3 separate regions of the Homo sapiens genome follow, and regions 1 and 3 are each linked to region 2. A link is a contact called in ENCODE Hi-C or POLR2A ChIA-PET data. All regions are on one chromosome and are shown on one strand. Each heading gives the region's core, a stretch centred on a gene start or an enhancer-like site at or near the end of the contact. The rest is flanking DNA. Distances are from core to core; before and after follow the strand shown. Region 1 overlaps CHST15 (carbohydrate sulfotransferase 15). Region 2 has its middle 29 kb from the start of OAT. Region 3 has its middle 31 kb from the start of CHST15.

Evidence for each region. Hi-C counts contacts between places; a loop is a spot of excess contacts on that map. ChIA-PET counts read pairs that join two places held with the same protein, here RNA polymerase II (POLR2A). Pooled maps may share reads with other maps.
Region 1: a pooled map shows a loop between it and region 2 (3-fold over the local background). The contact joins two enhancer-like sites. A Hi-C loop is called at or near these places in 3 of 37 single-sample maps with no recorded cell type and 6 of 50 pooled maps. POLR2A ChIA-PET finds 5 or more read pairs at or near these places in 3 of 52 experiments (B cell, H1 and activated B cell).
Region 3: a map of sciatic nerve shows a loop between it and region 2 (2.5-fold over the local background). The contact joins two enhancer-like sites. A Hi-C loop is called at or near these places in 3 of 168 maps with a recorded cell type or tissue (GM12878, endothelial cell of umbilical vein and sciatic nerve), 1 of 37 single-sample maps with no recorded cell type and 7 of 50 pooled maps.

Annotation. Positions count from the first base shown.
Region 1 is chr10:124,041,055-124,044,765 of GRCh38, forward strand. It overlaps CHST15 (carbohydrate sulfotransferase 15), which reads right to left. Exons shown (of 8, transcript NM_001270764.2): 3 at 3,526-3,711; 4 at 1,247-1,393. Among named protein-coding and RNA genes, the nearest start is that of CHST15, 51 kb to the right of the region's middle. RefSeq lists an enhancer at 2,181-2,420. Within about 2 kb of position 2,242, at least 5 of the 41 ENCODE cell types and tissues checked have a DNase peak (open chromatin) inside an H3K27ac peak, as active enhancers do.
Region 2 is chr10:124,387,715-124,391,660 of GRCh38, forward strand. No RefSeq gene overlaps it. Among named protein-coding and RNA genes, the nearest start is that of OAT, 29 kb to the right of the region's middle. RefSeq lists a silencer at 1,503-1,792. Within about 2 kb of position 1,702, at least 7 of the 41 ENCODE cell types and tissues checked have a DNase peak (open chromatin) inside an H3K27ac peak, as active enhancers do.
Region 3 is chr10:124,122,752-124,126,393 of GRCh38, forward strand. No RefSeq gene overlaps it. Among named protein-coding and RNA genes, the nearest start is that of CHST15, 31 kb to the left of the region's middle. Within about 2 kb of position 1,465, at least 2 of the 41 ENCODE cell types and tissues checked have a DNase peak (open chromatin) inside an H3K27ac peak, as active enhancers do.

The DNA.
Region 1 (3,711 bases), core at 992-3,491, 350 kb before region 2:
AAGTTTGCAAAAAACTAGATAACAGCCAAATCATACTGGAGGTGACTCCCAGTGACTTAATTTCTTTGAGTTTAAAAGAAAAAAAAGAGTTAAGTCAGGACTTAGGCACATAAGTCTGTCCCCTTGGACAGGAGAGTCTTAAGTTAAAAAGTCATCTTTCGAAGGGCTGATTATAATTCCTCTTAGTTGCTAATAGATTTATTTAATTTGGAGATTGCAAATATAACAGATCTAGGAAAATTAAAAAATAGATCACTATCTAAGGTAAACAATTTAAGCAAAACGTGACTCAATTTCTCTTTTAGAAGGCATCAGTGGATAAACGCCTTCTAAGCTGAATCCAATAAAAAGAATTATGTCAGGCAAATAACAAGTCTAGAGATCTAAGGTAGAGCATGTGCACTGTAGTTATTAATCCTATTAATCCTGTATTGCATGCTGGAAATTTTCCAAGACAGTATATTTCAGGTGCTTTTACCACACACACGCCCCCCTCCCCACACACAAAGGTAACTGTGAAAAAAACATGGCTATGTTAATTTGCTTTACTGTAGCAATCATTTCACTGTCTCTATTTCCATCGAAACATCACAGTATGCTGTACACCTTAAATTATACAATAAAAAATAAATTTTAAAGAGTAAATATGTATGTTTACTTATAAAATATTCTTGTGAATATTTAAAACAAATTATTATTAATCAACCTCACTTTGAATGCCCAAAGGCATGAGGTTGACAGGGGCTAGGCTTTTTAAACAGCAATTAGTTATAGGCGATGTGTCAGAGCTGAGTCTATTTCAGGAGAAGCTGCCTCCGTCTTATATGGTCCCAGTGGCCAGGGATTACAAAAGCCCCAAGCAGCAAATCGATGACTAACCAGTTAACTGCACTTATAATTCCCCCATCCAAACTTATCAGATCAGTACATCAGGAAAAGAAGTCAATATCCCTGCTTAATTTCTTAAAAACAAAGAAATGGCAACTTCTCAAGAAAGCCATCAGCTGTCCTTAAGTCTCCAAAGAATTAGAAAGTCAACATTTCCACTTTATAGTAATGTTCAAGTGATGTGAACATTTTATGTAGTGGTAAGAGTGACAGCCAGGTGGAGAAGTGGAGGCTCAAAAGAAGTTTGCTGCCACCATGTAAATGTTCTGGAGGTGAAGCAGAGCTGGGCTAGGCCTGGAGCCAGAGCCAGGACCCCAGGGAGGGTGCTAGCCCTGCCAGAGTGACACAGACGCCTTACCGATAATGATTGTATTCATCTTGCTCTGCTCCTTTGCAGAGCTGGCCTGCAGTCCTTGATGGATCTGGTGTGCGGCCAGGTCAAAGAGGTCCAGATAATCTTCCACGGGATAGCGGTCTCGCAGCCCATCTCTTAGGCGGACGATTCCTATGAGAACCAAGAAGCAGGAGATACTGAGGACAAAGTTGCTACTGCTGGAGCGATGGCCTCCCAGACAGCAACCAAAGAGAGATGGAAAGGCCTAAAGGGCCTGGCGACAGCAGCAAGAGGCTCAGCCCAGGTAAGCTTCAGAAAGGGCTGCTGGGGATGGGGGTGGGGGTCTATGCGGCCTGGCTACCCACTTCAATCCATGCATGCTTCAAGGGCTGGAAGATACCACCACTAAGCTAGACAGTGGCAGATTAAAGGCTGGAACACCTACTCAAGAGCTAGAAACATGTCTGCTTGGAGGGACAAAGTCTGGGGCTGGTTAACTTGTGCACAGGTGGGACTCGTAAGTGGCTGGGCAGCGATGACACCCAGGATGCATGTGTTGTGTCAAACAGGGAGAGAGGACCGAGGGCTGCCCACAGGAGAGAGAAGGGCAGTATCCTATAAACTCCATGATGCCTTCCTCATGGGGCCCAGCCAGCACCTGCCTGATGTTCTCTCTCCTCCCCCTGTTCAATCAAATACCCTGCCCTTTGTCCAAACAGTAAGGGGAACTGATCATACTCTAGACAGACATGGATTCTGGCATCGGCCACATACAGCTTAAATTCACCCCCTGCCTGAAAAATAAATAAATTTCACTTGCAAACATTTAAAAATCCACTTCCCAACACCACAACTCCTGAAGTCAATGGAAATTGGAAAGAGAACATCCGTGGCCAAAGTAACAAGAGGTTCAAGGTGACATTGAAGACTAGATTCCAGAGGCCCGCCTCTGTTCTTCCTCCTTTCCTGCCGGTAGAAAGCTGGTTTTCATTAAGGGGAAATCACTGTGAGCCTCGGGGGAGCACCCTACAGCAAGGGAGTGTGTTCAGACACGTCCAGCAAATGCATAGGGATGTGAAACCCTGGCTCCTACAGTGGCGGCTGCTAAACCACAAAAGAAACATTTACACTTTAGCTCACTGTAGGACGAACATCAAAAGGATGAAAGCAAACGTTTGTCAGGAAACACATTAAGAGTTGGTCTAGGGAAAACTTTGAAGATTCCCTTCTAGTCAACCTGAGTCCATTACTGGAAAACACCCTCGTGGCCTGCCAGGACTCTGGTTGACAATAGGCACGTATCACCCCTCAGCTCCAGTGACCAAACCTCTCCTGGCACAAGGAAAAGGTTACAGAGAGGAAACAGTGATCTGAGGACCGCAGGGTGCATGGGGTTAAGCTGGAGCAGAGAGGGATGGGCAGTGGTCATGGTAAGCCTGCGGCAAAGGGCTGAGAGCAAGGCCTCCAGAATGATCTCCATGTGGTTATCATATGGAACCCATAAGGCAGATGGGGCAGGTCAGAGAAGCTGAGGCCTGAAGCAACTCAGTCTCCCCCAGGTGCAGTGACTGCAGCTGGAACAGCACATAGCTGAGAACAGCACAGAGCAGAGGAACAGCACAGAGCAGGGGAACAGCACAGAGCAGGGGAACAGCACAGAGCAGGGGAACAGCACAGAGCAGGGAGCAGCACAGAGCAGGGAGCAGCACAGAGCAGAGGAACAGCACAGAGCAGGGAGCAGCACAGAGCAGGGAGCAGCACAGAGCCAAGGAACAGCACAGAGCAGGGGAACAACACAGAGCAGGGAGCGGCACAGAGCAGGGAACGGCACAGAGCAGAGGAACGGCACAGAGCAGAGGACCGGCACAGAGCAGGAAACGGCACAGAGCTTGGGAGCGGCACAGAGCTTGGGAGCGGCACAGAGCTGGGAGCGGCACAGAGCAGGGAATAGCACAGAGCTGGGAGCCAAGAGCCCGGATCACGCCCTTCTTGCTGGCCCTTACTGGCCACTGGCACTTACTGCTGACTGCTCGGGTCATGTGCCCGGGCTTTCGGAACAAGAAGAGCTGCCAGTTCTGACTCGTCCCCGTGTCCTGCACACAGCTGGCAATCAATGCTCACTGCATGGCTGGGAACCGAGTTCCAGACCCTGCTGGGTCTTTGCCTGGGAACAGCCTCCTAACAAGGGAATTGTGCCATCTCTTTCTGCCGCCCTCGCCCCCCAACCCCAGCGCTAACGTTGCGGGAGGAATGAACGAATGAAGGAACGAGACCAGACAGGAGCCCTGGGACCCAGCACTCACCAAAGCGCTTCCGGGTCCACCAGTGTGGCTCCTTGATGGCGGAGAACTTGACCTCAGGGTGCAGCCGCAGGCGGTCATAGAGGTCTGTGGTCCCGCACTTGGGCTGCCCTATGATGTAGAAGTGCGGCAGGCAGCGCAGGCGGAAGTGCTTCCCGTGCGCGTGCGCCAGGTGGCCCCAGAAGGCCT
Region 2 (3,946 bases), core at 452-2,951:
GGGCACCAGCCTTGCCCTTGGCACTGATGGGGTTCAGGACATGGTACCCCAAAATACAGCACCTTGGCATTTGAGGAAACAGCAGAAACAGAAAGGTCGTTTTCACCTCCCACCCTCCCTTCTCCCCTGAAGCAGGACATAAAACCCTCATTCAGGTGTTAGTCTCCCTATACCCAGAAGAAACATCCTCACCTCTGAAGACACAGGGATAGAGGAGACTGTGAACACGCAGGCCTGGCTAAGTCCCTCCATCTATTACCGTTACATCAGACGTTTTTATCCAATCAAACTTTTCTAGGACTATCCACTTTTTTTATCAAACCAAGCATAAAAAACACAGGTTTGGCTGGGTGTGGTGGCTCACGCCTGTAATCCCAGCACTTTGGGAGGCCGAGGTGGGCGGATCACCTGAGGTCAGGAGTTCGAGACCAGCCTGACCAATATGATGAAACCCCATCTCTACTAAAAATACAAAAATTGGCCGGGCCTGGTGGCATGCGCCTGTAATCCCAGCTACCTGGGAGGCTGAGACAGGAGAAACGCTTGAACCCAGGAGGTGGAGGCTGCAGTGAGCCAAGATCCTGCCATTGCACTCCAGCCTGGGCAACAAGAGTGAAACTCTGTCTCAAAAACACACACACACACACACACACACAGGTTTACACATTTCTTTGGGTCTTCATTTCCTTATGAAGGCTCCTGCATCCGGTAAAAATTATATTAAATAAATGTGTATGTTATTCTCTTGTTATATGAGTCCCAGGCAGGAACCTAGGACGGTGAGGAAAAGCTCTTTCTCCTCCTATGGCATCCACACACCCAGGGCCTGCCACTCCTGCCCAGCCCAGGACCGTCACTATCTCAGTGACCAGTGGACAGGGCTCAGCAGGGCCACACGGATCAAGGTGGGCCCCAGCCAGGCAGAGACCAGGCCCCGCATCCTCCCACCCCCTGCACAACTTCGGTCCCCCAATCACCAGGGCAGGTATGAGTAAGGCCATTGCACAGTGGCAAAAACTGAGGCCCGCAAGGGCCCAAGGACCACCACTCAGATCCCTCCGGGCACAGCCCAGCCAGGAGCTCCGGGCAGAGTCCCGGGAGGCCCTGCCCACAGGGTCAGAGCGCCCCTGCCCCCGGCCCAACGGATGCGCCTGTCCAGGATCACCACCTGTCAAGCTCGCTGCAGCGCGGGAGGTGGGGTGGACCCTTCCCTGCCCCGGAGCCCACACCTCTGCACGGTGAACCGAGGCGCTCCGACGGGTGCGCGGACAGCACCTGGCACTGAGGAGGTGAACGTGACTCCCACACACGCGGGACTGAACCAGCGCCCCAGAGTCCCCAGAACACGCATGGGCCCGCGGGGCCGCAGCCCACGCCCGGGACAGCCGCCCGCAGTCTACGCAGGGAGGGGCCGCGGGGCTCTGGTTTCTGCAAGTTCTGAATTGTCTCCAAGGAGCATATTCCAACGTCAGAATAATAAACTTTTACAGAACTGTATTGCTCTGCAGCGCGCGGGGGGACTCGGCCCAGCGAAGAGCGAGCGCCCTACAGGCCTCGGCGGAGGAGGGCACGGTCCCCAGCGCGGCTCCTGGCCCCGCCCACGGCCCCGCCCCAGCTCCCGAGCCCCGGCCTCGCGCACGCGCATCTCGCGGGCTCGCAGGACGGCCGGGAAGCAACGCTTTGCGGGCAGCGCCCCCTGCCGTCCCAACGCGCGTGGGGCCCTATGGCTGCGAGCAGTTCCGGCCAAAAGCCCCAGGACCCGGACTTGGGGTTATTGACTTGCGCGTGGGCGCTGAGTCTTGGAGGGGAGGGGACAACTCGCCACACCCCCGTCCTCTCCCTGGAGCTCGAAGCCCCTTTCTGCTGAAATGGGGCCTCCTTTTCTCGGGAAACTGACTTTGGGGGAAACTAAGTCTCAAGGGGATCTTAAAACCCAAGACGGGGGAATGGGAACCTCACAGGACGTGGGGGCGCTTTTCTGGCCATCTCTATATAAAACCTGCCGGGGGCCTCAGACCCTGGCTCCTCTGTCAGTTCCCAAGACCCGTCGCGCGCCCACCTGAGCCCGGTGCCCACTGGATGGGGGCTCAGGCTCACCTGGTCAGTCCTCACCCCCACCTCCAGAGACCAGGCAGTCATGCCCTTCTAATATGGCGGAGGTCCCAAAAGATTATACCATATTTTTACTGTGCCTTTTCTGTGTTTAGCTATGCAAATACTTAGCATTGTGTCGTAGCAGGCTGTGCCATCTAGGTTGTGTAAGTACACGCCATGATGTTCACATAACGAGAAAATCGCCAAAGGACGCATTTCTCAGAACATACACCTGTTGTGAAACCACCCGTGACTGTTCTGTCCTAATTCAACCCCCTCATTCGATAAAGGACAGAGAGGCATTGAGTTGCCAGAGGTCATCCTGGTTGTCAGAGGCAAAAGCAAAACCGAAGCTCTGAGCCTCGCAGCAACCACCCACGCCACCGCCTCCCGTCATCATCAGGAGGCCTCCCCAGGTTTCTGTCCCAGGGAGCGCAGCCGGTGGACAAGTCCCTTCCGCTCTCTGAGCCTCCAGTAACATGAAAACACTGGCAGGAGACCCTCCATGATTCCAGGATTCCTAGAACACTGGCAGGACACCCTCACCCGGTGATCACTCCCAGGTCACCCCACTGAAAGCCGGCAGCTTTCTGTATGGTCTGCATCCATGTTTTTCTATTTCTCCCAGGAGTAATTACTCCATTTGTTCACAGGTACACGGCTTGGCACTCAGGGGCCATAAATTAAAGAGATGTTGTGATAAAAAGGAAGGCAGGAGAGAGTAGGGGCTGGTGGATCCCACTTGCCCTTCACTGCCGGTCTCAGAGACTGGCCTAGGAGAAAGCCACCAAGATCAAAGGCCCCCAGACCCTGCATCCCCATGGATGTGCAAGCCTGAGCTGTCGGTGGTCCTCCCGAACCCTGCCTTGAGCCATGCTTGGCTATTCCACACAAGGCTTATTTGCAGCAATCATCTGCTGGGCTCTTAAGTATTGTGATGCAAATTATAAAAGCCATTTTAGTTCAGATATCTCATTAACAATTTGAAGGGCTAGGCTGATGTATAGAGAAAAAATCTCATTTGCAAGTTAATCAAAATAAAGGCTGGGGAGCTAATAAACCTCCTCTGAGCCATTATACATGCATGGAACACTGGAGTGAGCCCTGAAATATATTTTAAAGTTTTTTTTCCTAAATGGACTAAGCTGCTTTTAGATATATATTATTCATTTTGATGCCTCCTGCTGGTATTTTAAGAATCCATCCCCCAAGTTCAAAACAAATTGAAATGCTTTTACAGGCCACAGGGGCCTCTTGGCCAAGCTCTTGAGACAAAGGGAGGAGCTGTTCTCAAAGCCCCCAGTCCCTGAGGCACCAGGACCACCTACTGGCTCCCTCAGAAGGTTTGTCCAGCCCATCCAAGGCTCTTGGGCATCACCACTATTTCAATGACCTAAAGCAAGCTTGTGTTTCTGAGCCTTGGTCTCCTCATCTGTAAATGGAAGTAATAATACCTGGAGTGAGACTTAAGGCATTTGAAATAGTGCCTGGCACAGACTGCTGAATAAATGCTATTTATTTGAACCACTGTCTATCCTCCGGGACCAGCCAAGTGGTACTCAATAAACATTTTTGAAATAAATGTACCTATTAAAAAGCCCGCTGATGCCAGGAATCGTGTGCCTTATTCACCAGTAGACGTCAGTGCCCCAGCATGGTTGGGTGAATGACACCCTGCCTCACACTCAATACCCACTTTGCAAGGACTGCACATTAGAATCCCCAGGAGCATTTAATATCCAGGTGCAAGGCCCCATCCAGGAGATGCTGATGTAATTGATTTGAGGTGAGGTCTGGCCATCAATATTATTTTTTTTTTTGAGACAGTGTTTCACTCTTATTGCCCAGCCCA
Region 3 (3,642 bases), core at 215-2,714, 270 kb before region 2:
GAGTCTGCTGGGCCCCCTGGATAAAGTATCAACCATCCTAGTTGTGATTTTCCATGATGCCAAACTTCCAGGCCGTTTGCAAATACGAAATGGAGCTGATCAGTCCCGGTCCTGCCGGTTGTGAATATGACCTCTGCGGAGACTGTCTCGAGGTAGCACGAGCCCATGCCAAGATGAAAGGAGATGCAGTTGTTCACCCAGATGTTGTGCTCAGCACTTCACAACCATTATCTCATTAATCCTTTCAACAACTTAATGAGGCCCGTTCTGCTGCTGCCAAATTCTACTGAAACCAAGGCTTGAGGAGGGCTCTAGAGTTGAGTACCAGACAGCGCTGTGACGGATCCTGTGTCTGCAGACACCAGGCCTCCTGCCCTTCCTCCTTGGGCTAATGAACTTTTTCTAAATCATGCATTTAAGTCACTCACTCAGTTAATATTATGTTCATAATATGTGCAAAAGACTGCGCTAGGTGCTTTGGGGAACAGAAGCAATGATGAATAAGGTGCAACCCTTGCTTCAGGGACAGCACCATCTGGGGCGGATGATGACACAGATAAACACTCGAATGCGAGGTGGAAAGAAACTAGCTCTTTGTAGAGGTTCTTAGTGAGGACTGTGGCAGCAAAAAGATAAACATTCCAGAACTTTGCAGCTAAAAAGAATCTTAGAAATTATTCATGGGCCCGGTGCGGTGACTCACACCCATGATCCCAGCACTTTGGGAGGCCGGGGTGGGCAGATCACCTGAGGTCAGGGGTTTCGAGACCAGCCTGGCCAACATGGAGAAACCCCAACTCTACCAAAAAATACAAAATTAGCCGGGTGTGGTGGTGCATGCCTGTAATCCCAGCTACTGGGGAAGCTGAGGCAGGAGAATCGCTTGAACCCGGGAGGCGGAGGTTGCAGTGAGCCGAGATCATGCCATTGCACTCTAGCCTGGGCAACAAGAGCGAAACTCCATCTCAAAAAGAAAAAAATTATTCATGTTAGTTTGGTGGCAGAGACTGACAGCCGTGACCCTAACCCATTTCCCTGCTTCCTGTGGACAACCCCCCTCCGCAGCTAGCCGTGCAGTAGGAATGGCTGGTGACTGGGATAGAAGTGGGGGTGGTGTGCACTACTTTGGGCCTGGCCCATGGACACATTTCCACATAGTATGTTCCACACTCTCTCCCCTTCCAGCTCACCAGCATGGAGATGACCCCACTGAGACCATGGAGGTAGCTGAAGATGACACTGAAGATGACAGACACAAGACAGAGGAGGCAGGGTCATCTGATCATCACCTGGAAGCTGGCTGGCTGCTGGTGCATTTGCACGGATTGACACATGAATGAGAACAAACTTGGATCATGTTGAACAGTGAGATTTGAGGCATTGTTTGTTACAGGAGCCAGTGTTATCTAACACAATAGGATCCCAACTTTGGCTCACAACTAAAATCACGTGTGGACCTTCTTTGACATCTTAGGTCCCCTGAGATCCACCCCGGATGTCCTGGTTCAGTAGATCTCGTGTATGGTCTGGACATGCACATCTTGAAAAAGCATCCTAGGTGGTTCTGATACAAACTCTGATCACGATCCTCTGGTGTCTAGACAAACTTCCTCATTTTACAGACTTTACAGAAAATGAGACCCAGAAAGATCATCGTACCAGGTCACACAGCTAGGCAGGGGCAGAGAAGGAACCATAACCTGGTCTCCTAGCACTGCATAGATTCTATGACAGAGCTCCCTGTTCAGGAATTACATCTACAAGTTCCTTGTAGCATTCTTAAACCTCCAATGGCCCTGTTGGGAGGTTTGCCAAGGCGATGTCTTTTTGTTGATAGGGCTTAGATGCAACCAAGTTATGCAAAAATATTTTGAGAAAACTGTTAACTGATTTTGGAGGTCAAAACAGTATGTTCACGTGTTTATGCCTTTCCTGCTTACAACGCACTCTCCCCACCTTTCAGGTCATCGCAAATTCCCATTCTCTTTAAAACCCTTCCTGACTATTTACGCCCATGGTTGACATCTCCTTGGCACTTCAGTAGTCAGCAAATACACACACACACACACACACACCCCACATGCAGTCATACACCTACACACACACACTCATGCCCCCCAAACACACTCATACATCCCCACACAAATTCACACATATACCAACACACATTCACAATACACCCACACACAAACGCACACATACTCCAACACACACTCACATACACCCACACACAAACTCAAACATACTCCAACACACACATACCCAAACACACACATGCACCAACACACACACACTCACAAACACACATACACCAACATACACATGCACACACACACACCAACATACAAACTCATATATAACCCCCCACGCACATGCACTCACACTCCTACACACACATATACCAACACACACACACTCACACATATAACCCCTCCCCCACACATGCACTCCCACCCACACACCCACAAACACACTGACACACCAACACACACACACTGAGACATACACCAACACCCGCATACACATAAATCCACTCACACATACACTCACACATATAACACACCCACATACATGCACTCACATCCCCACAAACTGACACACCAATATACTCACACATACACCCTCATATACTGTCACACATACACTCCACACACTGACACATACACCAACATACAAACTCACACATATAACCCCCACACACGCACTCACACTCCCACACTCCCACACACACATACCAACACACACTCACACATATAACCCCTCCCCCCACATGCACATTCACACATACACTGACACATCCACCAACACACACTCACACATACACCCACACACACTCACACATACACCAATGCACACCATACATACACTCACACATATCACACACACACACACTTGCACTTCAGCCAGCATTGTTGGAGAATGTGCATCCAATGAAATCAACTATCCCAGACCAGTGATACACGTTTTTAAAATTCAACCACATTGATCAAAAACCTTGATAAAATGTTTTGTGCATTTCTTGGATTCTCACGTAATAGGATGACTGCAATTTTCTTGATAGTTTAAGATCACCACTAGGGGCATGAGCTAACATGAAGACACCTGCTCCATCGGAGGTGGCGCGTGAGGCTCTCAGCCCTGGGCCTCGCCGTGGGTCTTTTCTCTGGTTCATGCTGCTGTTGGTGGCTCTGTTGGTGAGGATGGAGGTGCTGCTGCTGCCACTCAATCCTTCATAGAAGAACAGATAATGAGGGAGGACCGAAGCTGCTCTGCCCACACAGTCAAATGCCAGGGTTTGCAGAACCCGACTTGGCTTCTCTCTGCAGCCCCAGATCCACTTCTCAAGTTTATTCTAGGTCCAGGTTTGCTTATTCTGATTTCTAGATTGGTGGAGTGTTAGGGTGTTCACATGTTGTACACTAACTTGTCCTTGTTGTACACTGACTAATCCTGGTTGTACACTAACTTTTCCTGGTTGTACACTTGTCCTGGTTGATATGCTCATTCGTCAAACCATCTCTGTACTGTTTCTCTCCAGTCTGTGCCTCCCACACTGAGCTGGGAGCCGCTGAGGGCTGATCGTATCTCAGAGTCTTCCCGTCCCTCTTCCCCTCCCCTCTCCACGCCTTGGCCCAGCACCCA